2 separate regions of the Homo sapiens genome follow, and region 1 is linked to region 2. The links are chromatin contacts, found by Hi-C or POLR2A ChIA-PET in ENCODE. All regions are on one chromosome and are shown on one strand. Each heading gives the region's core, a stretch centred on a gene start or an enhancer-like site at or near the end of the contact. The rest is flanking DNA. Distances are from core to core; before and after follow the strand shown. Region 1 holds the start of NR3C1 (nuclear receptor subfamily 3 group C member 1). Region 2 holds the start of ANKHD1-DT (ANKHD1 divergent transcript).

Region 1 (7,868 bases), core at 2,391-4,890, 3.0 Mb after region 2:
AAAACCAGATCTCCATTATCCTTAATTTTGGGTTTAGTGTCCGGTAAAATGAGAGGCTTGCAGTCCTCATTCGAGTTTCCTTCCAAAAGGAATGAATCGTCTTCTCCCGCCAGAGGAGAAAGCAAACAGTTTTCATCTATCAACAGGTCTGATCTCCAAGGACTCTCATTCGTCTCTTTACCTGGGGACCCAGAAGAAAACTCCAAATCCTGCAAAATGTCAAAGGTGCTTTGGTCTGTGGTATACAATTTCACATTGCCACCGTTGGTGCCAGTCTGGCCCTTCAAATGTTGCTGTTCTGAAGATACATCAGAGTGAGTTTTTGGAAACTCCTTCTCTGTGGGGGCAGCAGACACAGCAGTGGATGCTGAACTCTTGGGGTTCTCTGGAACACTGGTCGACCTATTGAGGTTTGCAATGCTTTCTTCCAAAAGCTTTAAGTCTGTTTCCCCCGAGGAAAGGCTGATTTGGCCCTGCTGTGGGAATCCCAGGTCATTTCCCATCACTTTTGTTTCTGTCTCTCCCATATACAGTCCCATTGAGAGTGAAACTGCTTTGGACAGATCTGGCTGCTGCGCATTGCTTACTGAGCCTTTTGGAAAATCAACCAAAAGTCTTCGCTGCTTGGAGTCTGATTGAGAAGCGACAGCCAGTGAGGGTGAAGACGCAGAAACCTTCACAGTAGCTCCTCCTCTTAGGGTTTTATAGAAGTCCATCACATCTCCCCTCTCCTGAGCAAGCACACTGCTGGGGTTTTCTTCTCTACCAGGAGTTAATGATTCTTTGGAGTCCATCAGTGAATATCAACTACAAAACAAAAAACAAAAACGGGGGGAAAACATCATAAGCTCTAAAGTCACATTATCTTCCTGATCCGATTAGTAAGAGGCAGCTTGTTAAATGAACCTTTTAGTTAACTCCGAATCAAATTCTTTGTTACCAGAAGAGTAGTTTCTATCTTCCAGAATAAAAAGCCATGTCCCCTGCTCCCATTCAGCATGCCACATTTAAAAGTACAATGCAATCCATTTGCACAGCTGAGGGCAAAAGTGTATCGAACTAAGCTTGGCTATTCATCCTGCCGCTCACTGAACGTGTAGCTTTGTTAATCACAGACATTATAATTCATTACATCTGATTATTCTGAAGGTTCAAGTTGATGTCAAAGTATTTAATTTCAAAAAAAGGAAGTGTGATCATTAAAATTCCTACCTCTTTTCAATCACGGCTGTTTGCTTTTCTGAGAACCAATACATATAACATTTGATAAATACTATGCTAGAATTCTCAATCCCTAATTACTTCCAAATTTCCCTCCTACCAGCTAGTCACACATCCAAACCTTTGAGTACAACCAACTGGTGAACCATGCACGTTTTCTTTGAAAAATAAACAATGCTGATCTGCTTATCTTCCGACAGGCTGGGAAAAGGCTTTTTAACCCATACTTCTGACTGGATGTGCCTACCTCCAAATTTTGGATATATGAAATGAGATACACTTTATATAGGCCAACTAAAATTTAGATTTTAAAGAGCAGAAGAGAAGGTGTAGTAGTTTCTCACTACGTTGTTAGCTTACATAACTTAAATATAGCTGACCCTTATCATAACTCACAAAAACATCTAGATTAAGCTACATTTGTTTACATTGCTTGAGATCCTCAATATGAAATGCTATTACATCTCTAAGTTCTTTCCTTTCCAAACAAATATCGAAGTACTGAAAAATGGAAAAACACAGAACCGTAAAATCACATTCATATAAATTCAGGTACAACTGTATCCAGTAAAATGTTCAAAATAATTTTCTCTGCCTTCACCTATCCAAACCTTCACCTATCCCAATTCTCAGCCTATTCTCAAGAGAGTAAGACTGTTAGTATATCGTTAATCAGGGTGTTTTAAGAGATGGGCTAAGACGGAGAAGCGCATTTGGGACACTATAGTCAAATCCCGTCCAATAAAAGGTAACTTTTCCTATGCGATGACGTTAGGCAGCATAAATGTCACTGGCCCTCACTGAAAAGTGAATATGAAGGTAGAGAGAGGGGTGTGGACTTGCCACTACAAATCTTGAGGGTAAACTGCTTATCTCCCCACCTCTCTGCCCCGTTTATCTGAGGCGATAACGATCTCTAAACACGAGGTATCGAATGGAGCCCAATGAATTTCCATGCCGCTTTTTTGACAGCTGCCTTCAAACCCGAAACCAAAACAATATTTCCTAAAACGAAAACGCTCCCTCAAGCGACATTATCCCCCAGTTTAAGTTGCAAATAACCCAGCCACATTAATTGGCCCTAATGAACCATGCCAGAGGGTCTTAAGTGGTATTACAAGGTTGCAATTATCAAGTCTGCAACCCCAAACGTCAAACTAGCACTTGTAAAAATCGCAGCACAAAACCATTACGGTTACAGGGGGTCTTTTTCTAAAAGGGGCCACTTAGAAACCTCAGGCGCGAATTAACAACAAACGCTAAAGAGCAAGCCCTTGCGGGGCGGGGGTGGAGAAGAGAAAAAAGTGCGAGGTTAAAAGAGAAGTACGTCCAGACCTGTTGAGTTCTCTCTCCGACACGCCCACTTCTAACAGATAACGCCGGCCCCGGCCGCAGTCTCCAAGTTGCGGGCTGTCAGCCCCCCGCGTGTGCACCCTCACGCGCCCCGCACGCCCTCCTCAAGCCAGGCGCCGCCGGGGCCTCCCCGGAGCCCGGGCTCGCGCTCGGGCGCGCCGGGGTGGCGTGCAAATATTCGGGCGAGTAAAATTCAGACGCGGCTTAGCGTTCACCACGAAAACGGGTGTCGGGCGACCCCCTTGGAGGGAAAGGGGACACTAGGGGGAGAAAAGAGGCCAGGATTCCCGCGAGGAATGAGAGGCTCGAAGCCCCCGGCAGTTCGACAGGGCTCCGCTCGCCGTCCGAGGTCAGGTTCCTCCCCCTCGGCCCGGCCAGGGGACGCCTGCGGAGGGAGAGGAAGAGGCCAGCGCTGTCACCCGCGCGCTGCCCTTTCGTCACCGTCGCCCGGCCCTTGCCAGCCCCCCACCCCCACTCCCCGAGGCTAATAAAAGTTTGTAGGCTCCCGCGGCGGCCCCCGAGTTGTCTCCGGTCCCAGCGGCACCTCGGGGGAGCGAGCGCGCCCCGGCCCCCTCCCGCCTCGCTTCTTACCTCTGGCAGAGGAGCCGCTCGCCCGCCACCGTCCGCAGTTCCCGCCGCAGCCGAGATAAACAACTTAGCTTGTGAACGCAGAAGGAGCAGGAGGGAAATATATTTTTTTTTTCTAAAAAAAGGAAGTAAACAGCCGCCCCTTTCTCCATGGGTGGGGGGAGAGCCCCTATTTAAGAAAGTCTCCCATTGCCCAGCTGACAAGCCAGCCCTCCGCCCCGCGCCGGGCTCCGCGGGTCGAGGTTCCGGGCGCGCGTGCCCCGTCCCGGTCCCAGCTGCTTCGGCCGCTCCGGCTGCGGCGTCTCCTTCCACCCACAGAATCCGTCCCCGACGGGCAGGCGGTGACTCGGGCTCCCGTCACAGACACGAGCTCGCAAAATGGAGGAGGCGGCGGCGGAGGGAAGAGAGCGCGGACACGCGAAAGGGCAGCCCGGCCTGGGCGAGCGAGCGGGACCGAGCGGGGAGCGGGTGGAGGCGGCGCCACGGCGCGCACACACTCGCACACACGCGCTCCCACTCCACCCCCGGCCGCTCCCCGCCCGAGGGGCCGCGCGGCGGCCGCGGGGAACGATGCAACCTGTTGGTGACGCTTGGCAACTGCAGGGGCGCCCGCGGTCCCTGCCCCCACGCCCTCCGCGCGGGCCCCGCCACCCCGGCCCCGACGGCGCCTGCACGCCCGCGTCCCCTGGCGTGGCCGCCCCGCCCGGTGCGCCGCGCTTCGCCCCCCGCCCCCAACTCCCCAGGAAAAAGGGTGGCGGCGGCAGCGGCGGGGGCCGACCTGGTCTCTCTGGGGCGGCGTTAAGAGGGCCACCGAGTTTCTCCAGTTTCTTTTCTCGCTACCTCCTTCCCGCCCCCGCCCAGCTCCGCGGCTCCAGACCCACTCGGGAGCTCGCTCTGCCCCTTGGCGGCAAGCGCCGCCAGTGCCCCTGCGGGTGACAGCGGGCGGGCCACAAGAGCCGGGGCGCCTCCCGCGGCTGAGCTGCGTGAGTGGCCCGCGCCGCCGCCGCCGGGCCGAGTTGCGTGAAGTGTGTCACTTCGAAAGGGGCTACGGGGTTGCACGGAAACGGTGCCGCAGCGTCTCGGCCGCGCTCGGGGCCGGGCGGCCTGACACGCCCTCTGGGGAGGCTTCAGGGAAGGGACGGGATAGCGGGGGTCGGCGCATACGTACTTTGGGCCCGGGGGGAGTCGCGTGCCGGCAGGTCCCCCACCACCGCATCATCTGGGCGGCCGGGTCTTCAGCTGCCGCCGCCGCGCTCTCGCACTGGGAGAGAAGTTGCAAAGCAGAACCCACCCTCCCCCGCGCCCCGACCGTCCCCCACCCTCTTCCCCGAGTCTGCGAGGCGGCGGCGGCGGCAGAAGGAGGCGCCGCCTGCCAAGTTCAACCCCCACCCCTCCCGCCCAATGTGCTCACACTCGAAGGAAGTTGCACGCCAAATGCAAAACCTCCAGCGAGCTGGATTTCTTTGCACTTTTTTTTTATTATTATGATTAAGGAAAGCAGGGGGCGGCAGGCTTAAAAGCAAGTTGCAGGCGAAATAGTAAGTTGCTGGCGAAATATAGCCCCCCTTCCGAAACTCCTGACCTCTTCTTCCACCCCGGCCAGGGCCCGCGTCCAAGTTCCCGGTGCAGGCCCCACCCCCGAATCTTGACATTTGCTGCCCTCGACTCTGTGCGTTGCTCACCCTATCACGTTCATAGGACCCCTGCCCCTACAAATAAAACAAAATACAGGCAGCTTTAAAATGCCAGCGTTCAACTCCCTACAGATGTTCCTGTTAGGAGCTTCCCCCTCAGTCCAAGGGGAAGGGAACTCGTGGTCCGTCCTGAGAAAGGAGAGGGCCGTGGGGCGAGGGGTGCCCGTGCGGGAAGCCCCCGCCCCAGCTCCCTTCCCCAGCTCGCCGCGTCGGGAAGGCTTGGACGATGCCGGGACCGAGCCTCCTACCTTGTGCGGCACAGATTATGATTTTTGTGACTCTGGGAAAGGTTGTGCTGTGTGGGTTTAGGGTTTGGGGAGGTAACTTTTGCGCCCCCACAGGTGACATCGCTTGCCAGCTCCTGACACGGGCGGGGGCTGCCGCAGCTCCACCTAATCCTGCTCGGGCGCTCGGCCACAGCCACTCTCTCACCTCCCGCCGCGCTCAGACTGACGGCGGCTCCCCCTGCTCTGACATCTTGAAGACGATTGGGGAAGCGCGTCCCGGAAGCCGCCCGCCGCCATCTTGGTAGGGTACAGTGTCGCCAGCCCGTCCCCGCGGCCACCATCTTGGCAAAGGTTCGCGATCGCGGGTAGCCTAAGCCGTCCTTCCTTGGTTCTCAAGGGTAAACGGTTCCCTGTGCATTGTCTGATGTGAAAGGAAAGAAGTAGGCTTTCAGCAAGCCTCTTGTCCGGAGACGATCTACGGGGGCCGCCTCCAGAGGATTCTGGAGCCGCCATCTTGGCAAAGGAAGAGATACTCGCCACCTCGGAAAAGAAGAGGGAACCAACCGTATGCCAACGTAGAACCCTCAGCCAGAAGAATTTTTATGAAGGGCGCTGAGCAACTCCATGTTAACAAAACCCCCTTCTGGACCCAGAAGGCAGACTCCGCTTCTCCTGTCCCTTGGCACAAGTCAACTAGAAGGAGGCCCTTGCTTTGGATGCTCATCTGTGAGGCTATGAGAACACTGCTTGACCTAGTTGCCCGTTTTTCCAATTTCTGAGCCTCAAGCACTAGAATGAGATGTCTTTCGTTAATTTGGCCCCTAAACTACCAACAGTTTCATGGGAAACAAATCAAGACCCAACCCTACAATAATGTTTTACACGTTTTAAAAGTGAGTTAAATAGCCCATGCTAATAATTATCCTTGTACACTGCTTAAAATGATTAAGAATTCTATTTATATATACATGTATGTATACATATGTATACACATATATATTATATACATATATATGTATATAATTAAGGGGACAATACAGTTGTCTAATAGAACACATCTCCCCATGCCATTAGCCTGTCTCACTGCTGAATCTCTGCTCTAAGAATCCACCTCATCGCTCATACATGCTCAAATCCTTAGTGGTAGGTACTCTGCTTAAATAATTTATGATTTCACAAGAGTTCCCAATTATTCTCCCTTCATTTTTTTTTCTCTGCAGATCTTAATGGGGAAGAATACGTAGTTTTAAATATGCCATTGAAAACGTTTTTAATTGAGCAAAAAAAAAAAAAAACTTATCCTAATTTCTCTCTTCAGCAATCTAAATGTGCCTGTTAATTTTTTAATTTGATAGCAAAAAAATTCTCATTCTTTAGTCTTTCACATTCATTTGGAAGCATGCATGAACTATAAGTTAACCCCTCTTTTTCAGAGTAATACAAATAGTTATGATTTGTGGCTAACATTTATTGATCCCCACTCTTCTGCTGCCCACTTTTGCTGACAACAATTAAATGAGATAGGTATTGTTATTCGATTTTTCAATATGAGGACAACAGGCTTACAGAGGTTGATGCTTGTCTAAGTTCACATGGCTCCTATGCATTAAGAGAGGAATTAGACAATATTAAAGTGGTTTTCCTCACTGATCTCAATCATTAACATGAAGTAGTATATCAATTCTGATAGACTACTTACAATATGTGCTTACGGAATTTAATTGAAGAGATGAACTCCAGTGTGCCAGAAAGGACGTGAGATTTAGCATTATAATAATAACACAATTCTAACGAAAGTCAACATTTATTGCGCATCTGCTGTCTGACAGACACTATTGAAAGTGTTTTATGCACAGTATCCTAAGTCTTTAGGTATGGCATTTACTAATCTGTAACCCTGGGAACTTATAATTACTACAAGAAATAGGATGAATCCCTATCTGAGTGGGAAGGTATTTGATTGTCTTAGAAGCAGAGGTGGAAATGAAGGTGATGTATTCAGACTCAGTCAAGGCAAGGACCTGATCTATCTTGTCATAGCTTTATGTCCCACTCCTGGAACACAGCCCACTACATAGCAGGCACCCAACAAATACATTACAGGGTTATAATAACATTGAGTCAACTAGTTAACTAGATGTAAAATCACTTTTACTGGGTTATTGTTGTGGCCAAATGGGTTAATAAAAAGTGTACAGATAACCCTCAAGATCCTCATTTTTATTGTTTTGTGTTTAAACATCTGAGTGCTCCCCCCACTTTTTTTTAAAATAAACTAGATTAGATTCTTGATTGTATGTTCTTATAGTATTCTGCATACTTTGTTAGCACATTACAATGATAGTTCATTATTTGTGCCCTCATTTGTTATTTCTCTGTATCACCCACCAGAACATAAGTTCTGCAAAGGCAGGGACTGTGTCTGTTTGTTCACCCCTGTATCACTAGTGCATAGTTGGTGCTCAGTGGGTGTTGGTTAAATGAATGAATGAAGATAATATATGGTCTTAGAGACTATGTCCTAAGGCCAATAAAACCTTAAGCCTGACTAATAACCAAACCACTTGATACATTGATTTCAGAAACTGATATATTACCCAAGTGAGTTCTCCCATTCTCTTCATGTTTTGTCATCTCCATTCCCACTAAAATAATCCAAGCTGTACTGCCAGATTACCCCTCCAAAACATCAACTAAATCAGGCTGTGCTCCTTCTCAAGTATATACAATAACTCTTGATTCTAGTGCTACACAGATCCCAACTCCCAGTATGGTATTTAAGATC
Region 2 (7,859 bases), core at 11-2,510:
CAATTTTTGTATTTTTGGTAAAGACGGGATTTCACCATGTTGCCTAGGCTGGGCTCGAACTACTGGGTTCAAATGATCCGCCCGCCTCAACATCCCATAGTGTTGGGATTACAGGCGTGAGCCACGGCGCCCGCTATAGAATCTGAATATTTTTAACCCCCCTCTTTACTGACAAGATAAAGACAGAGATAGAGAGATGCATATAGGGAGGAAGAGATCTCCTTAGAGGAGGGAAGACCACCACAGCTAGCCTTGTTTTGCACCACACAGATCTGATTAGAACTAGAATTAGTTGGGCTGGCAGGACCCAGGGGCGAGCAGAGAGTTCCTGAAGGAAGAGGAGACAATAACTAGCAAAAATGAGTCTTTCCTGTAAGTTTGGGACTTTGCTAAGCGCTATATTATCATCTAATTTATTCATAACAACAACCCAATGAGGAAGGTACTAATATTACTCCCATTTCACAGAGGAGCGAGTTGAAAGTCACAAAAATGAAACAGCAAACGCGCCGAAGTCAGGCAGCAAGTAAGTGGCAGCACCAGAACTCGAAACTGCCTCGGAGCATGCACTCTTCACCACCCCGTTCCACCTTGAGGTCGGATTCCGCACGCCGTTCGCGGCATTCCCACCTTCCTACGTGGGACAGTTCCCGGTACTGAGGCATGGCGCTGTCCAGCCCTCAGGCCCGCAGCCGTCCGCAAGCAGGAGAACGCGGCCCCGCTGGGCGATCCTGCCCGAAGGCGCCCGAACTGCGGCGCGCGGCCGGGTCCTGGCGGGCGGGTCGAGTCTCCCCAAGGCGGCCATCCCAAGCAGCTCCCCGGATGTCCCTCAGACCCGCGCGCTAGGCTCAACTCAGAAAGGCGGGAGGCGCGAAGCGAGATCGGCCTTGCCCCTCGACTGTCCCCTCATCGCTCCCCGTCCTCTATTCCCTCCCAAATAGCCCCCGGCAAATAGGTTACACATCTTCACCTGTCCCAGAGGTGGTGACTGCTCTAGTGACTGACGCTACGCTCCTCCAACCAGGCAATGGCAGGAAGGTGGAGCCTTCCTAAGACTGATGGCTTCCTTTCTCCAATCCCGGTGCAGCTATTCTCCGGCCATAGTCTCGGCGCCCAGCGGAGAGCGACAGGTGGGAGCTGCGTTACTTCGGCGCCTCTTGCATCCTTGACGTAGAAGTTTCACCAAGCGCAGGGTGAAGTCTACTCCAAATTTGACCAATTCTTGCGGGTCATCACTTCAGCAGTCATTTTATTCAGAAGTGGAAATTTCCCGGCCCTTTCCCGTCACCTCAGATGAGGGCGGGATCAATGGTACTCCCACAGGCCAATTGTACCACGCGACGTCCCGCGACAAAGTGACCGACACTTTATGGCGCCAATGAATTCTCCCATTGTTCGGGGTCACTATGACTGACCACAAGGCCAACTAATCCACTTTAAGGTCGTGACGCGATAGTCAGGCGGGTTGGCCAATAGACATAGGAAAAGAGCGGAAGTCAGCTGGTGAAGAGTGGGAGGCGGGTGTTCGCAACCGCCTAGGCCTGCGCGGGTCAACGCAGCTTGGCGGCTGCGAGCCAGCGAGCGGCGCGTGACGAAGAGCCTGAGCGACGGGTCACTTTGGCCAATGATCTGCAGCCGCCAGGGTATTGCAGCCAGTGGCGAGTCGAGGGGGCGGGAGGCAGCAGGTTAGGCAGTGAGAAGTTAGTGGCGCTGCTGGGACGGGGGAAAGGAGACGCTTCTTCCTCTTGCTGCTCTTCTCGTTCCCGAGATCAGCGGCGGCGGTGACCGCGAGTGGGTCGGCACCGTCTCCGGCTCCGGGTGCGAACAATGCTGACTGATAGCGGAGGCGGCGGCACCTCCTTTGAGGAGGACCTGGACTCTGTGGCTCCGCGATCCGCCCCAGCTGGGGCCTCGGAGCCGCCTCCGCCGGGAGGGGTCGGTCTGGGGATCCGCACCGTGAGGCTCTTTGGGGAGGCCGGGCCAGCGTCGGGAGTCGGCAGCAGCGGCGGCGGCGGCAGCGGCAGCGGTACGGGCGGAGGGGACGCGGCGCTGGATTTCAAGTTGGCGGCTGCCGTGCTGAGGACCGGGGGTGGAGGTGGTGCCTCTGGCAGTGACGAGGACGAAGTGTCCGAGGTAAGGCTCCGGGACCCTCGCCTCCCACACATTGTGAGGCGTGAATTCTCTTTGGGTAGGCTCTGGGCCGGGGCCATCCTCCCGCTTCCCTGGTGGAGCCCTTCTGTGACAGCGGTCGGCTCCATGGCGGCGGTGGCCGCGGTGAGGGCCTAGTGAGCCCTCGGCTTACTCTTTAGCTCGAGCGGGACAGGTTCCCGTCACCATTCGTAGACCCACAATAGGGAGTCCTTTGGTCTCTGAGCTTCGCGCGGGAACAGGGACTCCTCAGGCTGCCTCCCGCCCACCCTGCTTTGGAGTTGGGGGTGGGGGGCGGGGTCTTGCCAGAGTCCCTGCCCTTGGTACTGAGAGAGACAAACAGAGACAGAGACAGAGCTGGTGCAAAGATCGTTTCTCTTCTTTGCCTCTCCTCAGAGTTGAGGGATACGTTTATTTGCCTTCTGCCTTGTGTGTGTCTTACCTGTGTGCTTAAGGACGGTTCTTATTCTCCCTCTTCAGTTTGAGACAGGTTTGAGTATTAGGGATCTCTCGGCTTTTACCCTGAAAAATCACGTGACTCCTCCTTCTGGGACCTTTTGTGAAGTTAGACAGGAAAAGGAAGTTCCAGGGCATCCCTGAGCTTCGGAATAGCTGGGTAGCTGAACTCGGAGGTTTTAGGCTTGGAGAAAGTGGGGCAACCTGTGGAAACCTCTTCTTTTTTTTTTTTTTTTTTTTTTTTTTGAGATGGAGTTTCGCTCTTGTTGTCCACGCTAGAATACACGTGATCTCAGCTCACTGCAACCTCCGCCTCCCGGGTTCAAGCGATTCTCCTGCCTCAGCCTCCCGAGTAGCTGGGATTACAGGCGTGCGCCACCACGCCCGACTAATTTTGTATTTTTATTAGATACGGGGTTTCACCATGTTGGTCAGGCTGGTCTCGAACTCCTGACCTCAGGTGATCCGCCCGCCTCGGCCTCCCAAAGTGCTGGGATTACAGGTATGAGCCACCGTGCCCGGCTGGACACCTTCACTCTGCCTTTGCAGTGAAGTCCTTCATTTCTTTAACTCTTCTGTGTGTACTCTAATGTGTACACATTTTTAGGTCTGAGCAACCTGGGATGGTAGGCATTAACTTCTTTTGGGTTCTGGGGAAAAAGGGGCGGGTTTTGTTTTTGTTTTTTGAGATGGAGTTTCGCTCTGTCGCCAGGCTGGAGTGCAGTGGCGCGATCTCGGCACACTGCAACCTCCGCCTCCTGGGTTCAAGCGATTCCCCTGCCTTAGCCTCCTGAGTAGCTGGGACTACAGGCGCGTGCCACCACTCCCGGCTAATATTTTGTATTTTTTAGTAAAGACAGGGTTTCACCATGTCCAGGATGGTCTCGATCTCCTGACCTTGTGATCCCAAGGGGCGGTATTTTATGTGTATACTTTTTTCTGTTGACTGTGGCTTGCGTAGAGTACTGTACCGTGATTGTTTTAAGTGCTCAGAGTATTTCTTCTATTTTGGTTCTGAGGTGCCTGAGTTGTCACCTGTGACCAGTTATTTTAACCTCTGGTCTTGGTGTTAAAGTACAGGAATTTCTCTGTGTGTACTAACAATCCCGGCTCTTGGATTTGAGAGGAATAAGGAGAAATTATTTGTGGGTTACAGACTGCAGTTAGTATACTGTCTTATCATTCTAGGTCTGAACAGGGTTTTATTTAATATTTAAAACCTTAGTACATTCTGACCCTAACATTTTGCTTTGGAAAAAAAAGTGTGTGGGTTATAAGGCGGGTAGTCCCTTGAATGTCTACGTCTTTGAATTTCACGGTAAGGGAAATAACTTCTAAGCCAAGGTGAGAGAAATGTTTTATTTGAGTAGGCAGTTATGGGGAGAGACTCTGGAGTATCCCTGCTCTTGGTCTTGTGGAAGGCTTTATTTTATCCTTTCAGTGAAACGTGAGAGATTAAGCTAGAACACAGTACTTTTTAGCTAGGAAATGAAGTGTGGGGGATATCCTTAGACTAAAGATTAGAGCTTATTTTCTATGAAACTTGTAAATGAGAATCTGAAAGAGTTTGCTTTGGTCTAAATGTGATAGAAAAAGGGGACCTTGATTTTCTTGACCATTTTTACATAATTGTCATGGGTGAGATGAAAGGTCACTCATTTGCCTTTTTTTTTAATTTTAATTTTTTGTTTTTTTTGTTTTTTTTGAGACTGTGTCTTGCTCTTGTCACCCAGGCTGGAGTGCGGTGGCTCGATCTTGGCTCACTGCAACCCCCGTCTCCCAGGTTCAAGCTATTTTCCTGCCTCAGCCTCCCTAGTAACTGGGATTCCAGGTGCCTGCTACCACGACTGGCTAATTTTTTTGTATTTTTAGTAGAGACGAGGTTTTACCATGTTGGCCAGGTGGGTCTCAAACTCCTGACCTCAGGTGATCGCCCTCTCAGAGTGCTGGGATTACAGGCATGAGCCACCACGCCCGGCCTTAATTTTTTTTTTTTTTTTGAGACAGGTTTTGCTATGTTGTCCAGGCTAGCCTCAAACTCCTGGGCTCGGGTGGTCCTCCTACCTCAGCCTCCTAAGTAGCTGGGACTATAGGCACACGCTACTGTGCCTGGCAACCATTTGCTTTTTTATAAGTAATAGTCTTAAATTTCTTCACAGGTAGAGCACTAGTTTGCCCCCAAAGTCATAAATTTGTCTCTCTCTCTTTCTGACTGTGCATGTCTGTGTGTGTGTGTGTGTGTGTGTGTGTGTGTGTGTGTGTGTGTGTGTATGTGTAATGGTCTTTGGAGTCTCCATACCATGTAATTAAAGCTATGGGCAGAATCCATGCCTTTTGTATTTTTGAAGCTTATTGTAGAAGTCATGTGTTGGTGATTCCTACACCCACTTAGTGGTGCCTAATGTTAGAAGAGCCCCATATTCTCCTGTTTACTTATGTTTTCTGTGCCTAAAAGGATTTACAGGTTAAGAGTACATGTAGACCTCATTTTTGGAATGGAAGTTTCTAGGATACCCACTTTAGCCTAATCTAAGATGATGCTTAGTGGGTGTATAGATGCTTTCTTAATCTGTGTAAGCAGGAAATTTTTTTTGGGTCCTGTTTCTCCCATATCACATAGAGAGGAAATTCTTGGAGTATCTAGTCTTTATAGTATGTGTGGTAGAGTATAGTCTGTGCCTTTGTGAATAAAATGACCTGTTTTGGCCAAGCAAAAATTTTCCCTTTTCTTTTTCTGTCTGACAAGATGAGCTGTCTTCTTTTATTATTATTGCCTTTGAATTTTCAGTGTGAAAAGGTAACAGTGTTCTTCAAAAAATACTCATGTAATTGGCATTTGATGAATAATACTAAAATCCTCCGTCTCATCTTTCCTAAATATTTTGTTTATTTTTATTTATTTTTTTGAGACAGGGTCTCATTCTGTCACCCAGGCTGGAGTGCAGTGGCACGATCTTGGCTCACTGCAACCTCCGCCTCCTGGGTTCAAGCGATTCTTCTGTCTCACCCTCCTGAGTAGCTGGGATTACAGATATCCACCACCACTCCCAGGTAATTTTTATATTTTTGGTAGAGACAGCGTTTTGTCACGTTGGCCAGGCTGGTCTCAAACTTCTGGCCTCAAGTGATTCTCCCACCTTGGTCTCCCAAAGTGTTGGGATTACAGGTGTGAGCCACCATGCCTGGCCTTCATTTTTCCTAAATATTTATAACCACCGGGCATGGTGGCTCACGCCTGTAATCACAGCACTTTGGGAGGCCAAGGCGGGTGGATCAGCTGAGGTCAGGAGTTAGAGACCAGCCTGGCCAACATGGCAAAATTCTGTCTCTATTAAAACAAAAAATTAGCCGGGCTTGGTGGAGGGCGCCTGTAATCTGAGTTACTCAGGAGGCTGAGGGAGGAGAATCGCTTGAACCCAGGAGGCAGAGGTTGCAGTGAGCCGAGATCACGCCACTGCCCTCCAGGCAGGGTGACAGAGAGAGACTCTGTCTCAAAAAAAAAAAAAAATAAATTATTTTAGAAACAAGTACCTAGACATCCAAAAAGATGATGAATTGGTGTGTAGTTTGGGAGTGAAGTTTGTCTTGTTGCTCTAATGGGGCAGGATTAGGTGAGAAATAAGAAATGTGGAGCCCTAGTATTTTTGCTCTAGAATTAGTTGGTCTTCTACATTTTGTGTACAGAGGAGTAGACCCTCTAAGGACCTCTTTATATTTAATATCAGAGCCAAGAGCTGAGAAAAAACAAGCTACTCTTTCTTGCTGGCCAAGCAAAAGACCTTTTGGTTAGAGGAATGGACTCACATCTTTCAGTACATTTTTTTTTTTTTTTTGAGATGGAGTCTTGTCGCCCAGGCTGGCACGATCTTAGCTCACTGCAACCTCTGCTTCCTGCATTCAAGTGATTCTCCTGCCTCAGTAGTGAGATTACAAGTGCGTGCCACCATGCCTGGCTAATTTTTCTATCTTTAGCAGAAATGGGGGTTTCACCATATTGGCCAGGCTGGTCTCGAACTCCTGACCTCAGGTGATCTGCTCGCCTAGGTCTCCCAAAGTGCTGGGATTACAGCCGTGAGTCACCCACCTGGCCCTTTTGTTATTTTAAACATTGGGGTAAATACCTGCTTCGTATTTCTTCAGGCATTCTTAGCATGTTTCTTAGCTATCGAAGCCCTTGATTAGAAGAGCTAGCACTGCATTGAATCCTATTAAGAAATGTATCCATGTTCAGAATAGAAGTTAGGTTAAAAATTTCTTAAAAACCACTTTAGGCCTGGTGCGGTGGCTAACGCCTGTAATCCCAGCACTTTGGGAGGCCGAGGTGGGTGGGTCACAAGATCAGGAGTTTGAGACCAGCCAGACCAACATGGTGAAACCCCATCTCTACTAAAAAACAAAAATTAGGTGGGCGTGGTGGCACGCACCTGCAATCTCAGCCTACTCAGGAGGCTGAGGCAGGAGAATTGCTTGAACCTGGGAGGCAGAAGTCGCAGTGAGCTGAGATCGCGTCACTGCACTCCAGCCTGGGTGACAGAGTGAGACTCCATCTCCAAAAAAAAAAAAAAAACCACTTTAAAAAATGGTTTTTATTTTAAATTTTTATTTATTTATTTTGAGATTAGGATTACAGGTGTGAGCCACCACACCCAGCCTATTTTTATTTATTTATTTATTTTTAGAGATGGGCTTTTGCTCTGTCACCCAGGCTGGAATGCAGTGGCATGATCATAGTTCACTGCAACCTCGAATTCCTGGGCTCAAGCAATCCTACTGCCTCAGCCTCCCAAAGAGCTAGGTCTAACTAGAGGTGTACTCCACCACTCCACCTGATTTAAAAAAAAAAAAATGTTGCCCAGGCTAGTCTTGAACTCCTGGCCTCAAGGGATCCTTCTGCCTGGGCCTCCAAAAATGCAGAGATTACAAGTTGTAAGCCACTGTGCCTGACCGAAAAACCAATTTTTAAATTTTAATTTTAGAATTGTGGTCTTTTAATTTTTTTAGCAAATCGAAATAAAAATACAGTTTCTAAAGAAAAGATTGTGTGAGACATGGTTTTCAATTTTTGTCGTAAGAATGAATGTGTGTGTATATGTGTGTTTGTGTGTGTATGTGTGTGTGTGACGGCCCTCTTTTAAAATTATTACAAAAGTGGCCGGGCGCGGTGGCTCACGCCTGTAATCCCACCACTTTGGGAGGCCAAAGCGGATGGATCATCTGAGGTCAGGAGTTTGAGACCAGCCTGGCCAACATGGTGA

Evidence for each region. A loop is a pair of places that touch in the nucleus more often than their neighbours do. ChIA-PET counts read pairs that join two places held with the same protein, here RNA polymerase II (POLR2A). Pooled maps may share reads with other maps.
Region 1: a loop to region 2 is called in a map of CD8-positive, alpha-beta T cell, with 10 times the contacts of the local background. The contact joins the promoter of NR3C1 here to the promoter of ANKHD1-DT in region 2. A Hi-C loop is called at or near these places in 1 of 168 maps with a recorded cell type or tissue (CD8-positive, alpha-beta T cell) and 8 of 50 pooled maps. POLR2A ChIA-PET finds 5 or more read pairs at or near these places in 1 of 52 experiments (Panc1).

Annotation. Positions count from the first base shown.
Region 1 is chr5:143,400,046-143,407,913 of GRCh38, forward strand. It overlaps NR3C1 (nuclear receptor subfamily 3 group C member 1), which reads right to left and starts at 3,641. Exons shown (of 9, transcript NM_000176.3): 1 at 3,166-3,641; 2 at 1-807. The coding sequence starts at 794. LOC128966704 reads right to left here. Exons shown (of 2, transcript XM_054328421.1): 1 at 5,289-7,868; 2 at 4,621-4,871. The coding sequence starts at 5,596. The coding sequence ends at 4,841. RefSeq lists enhancers at 498-617, 4,542-5,309, 4,587-4,656, 4,697-4,836, 5,237-5,476 and 2 more and silencers at 2,637-2,736, 2,947-3,026, 3,267-4,536.
Region 2 is chr5:140,400,141-140,407,999 of GRCh38, forward strand. It overlaps ANKHD1-DT (ANKHD1 divergent transcript), which reads right to left and starts at 1,261. Exons shown (of 2, transcript NR_186045.1): 1 at 971-1,261. ANKHD1-EIF4EBP3 (ANKHD1-EIF4EBP3 readthrough) reads left to right here and starts at 1,693. Exons shown (of 36, transcript NM_020690.6): 1 at 1,693-2,133. The coding sequence starts at 1,828. It overlaps ANKHD1 (ankyrin repeat and KH domain containing 1), which reads left to right and starts at 1,693. Exons shown (of 34, transcript NM_017747.3): 1 at 1,693-2,133. The coding sequence starts at 1,828. RefSeq lists enhancers at 287-436, 527-676, 767-816, 1,007-1,896, 6,501-7,001.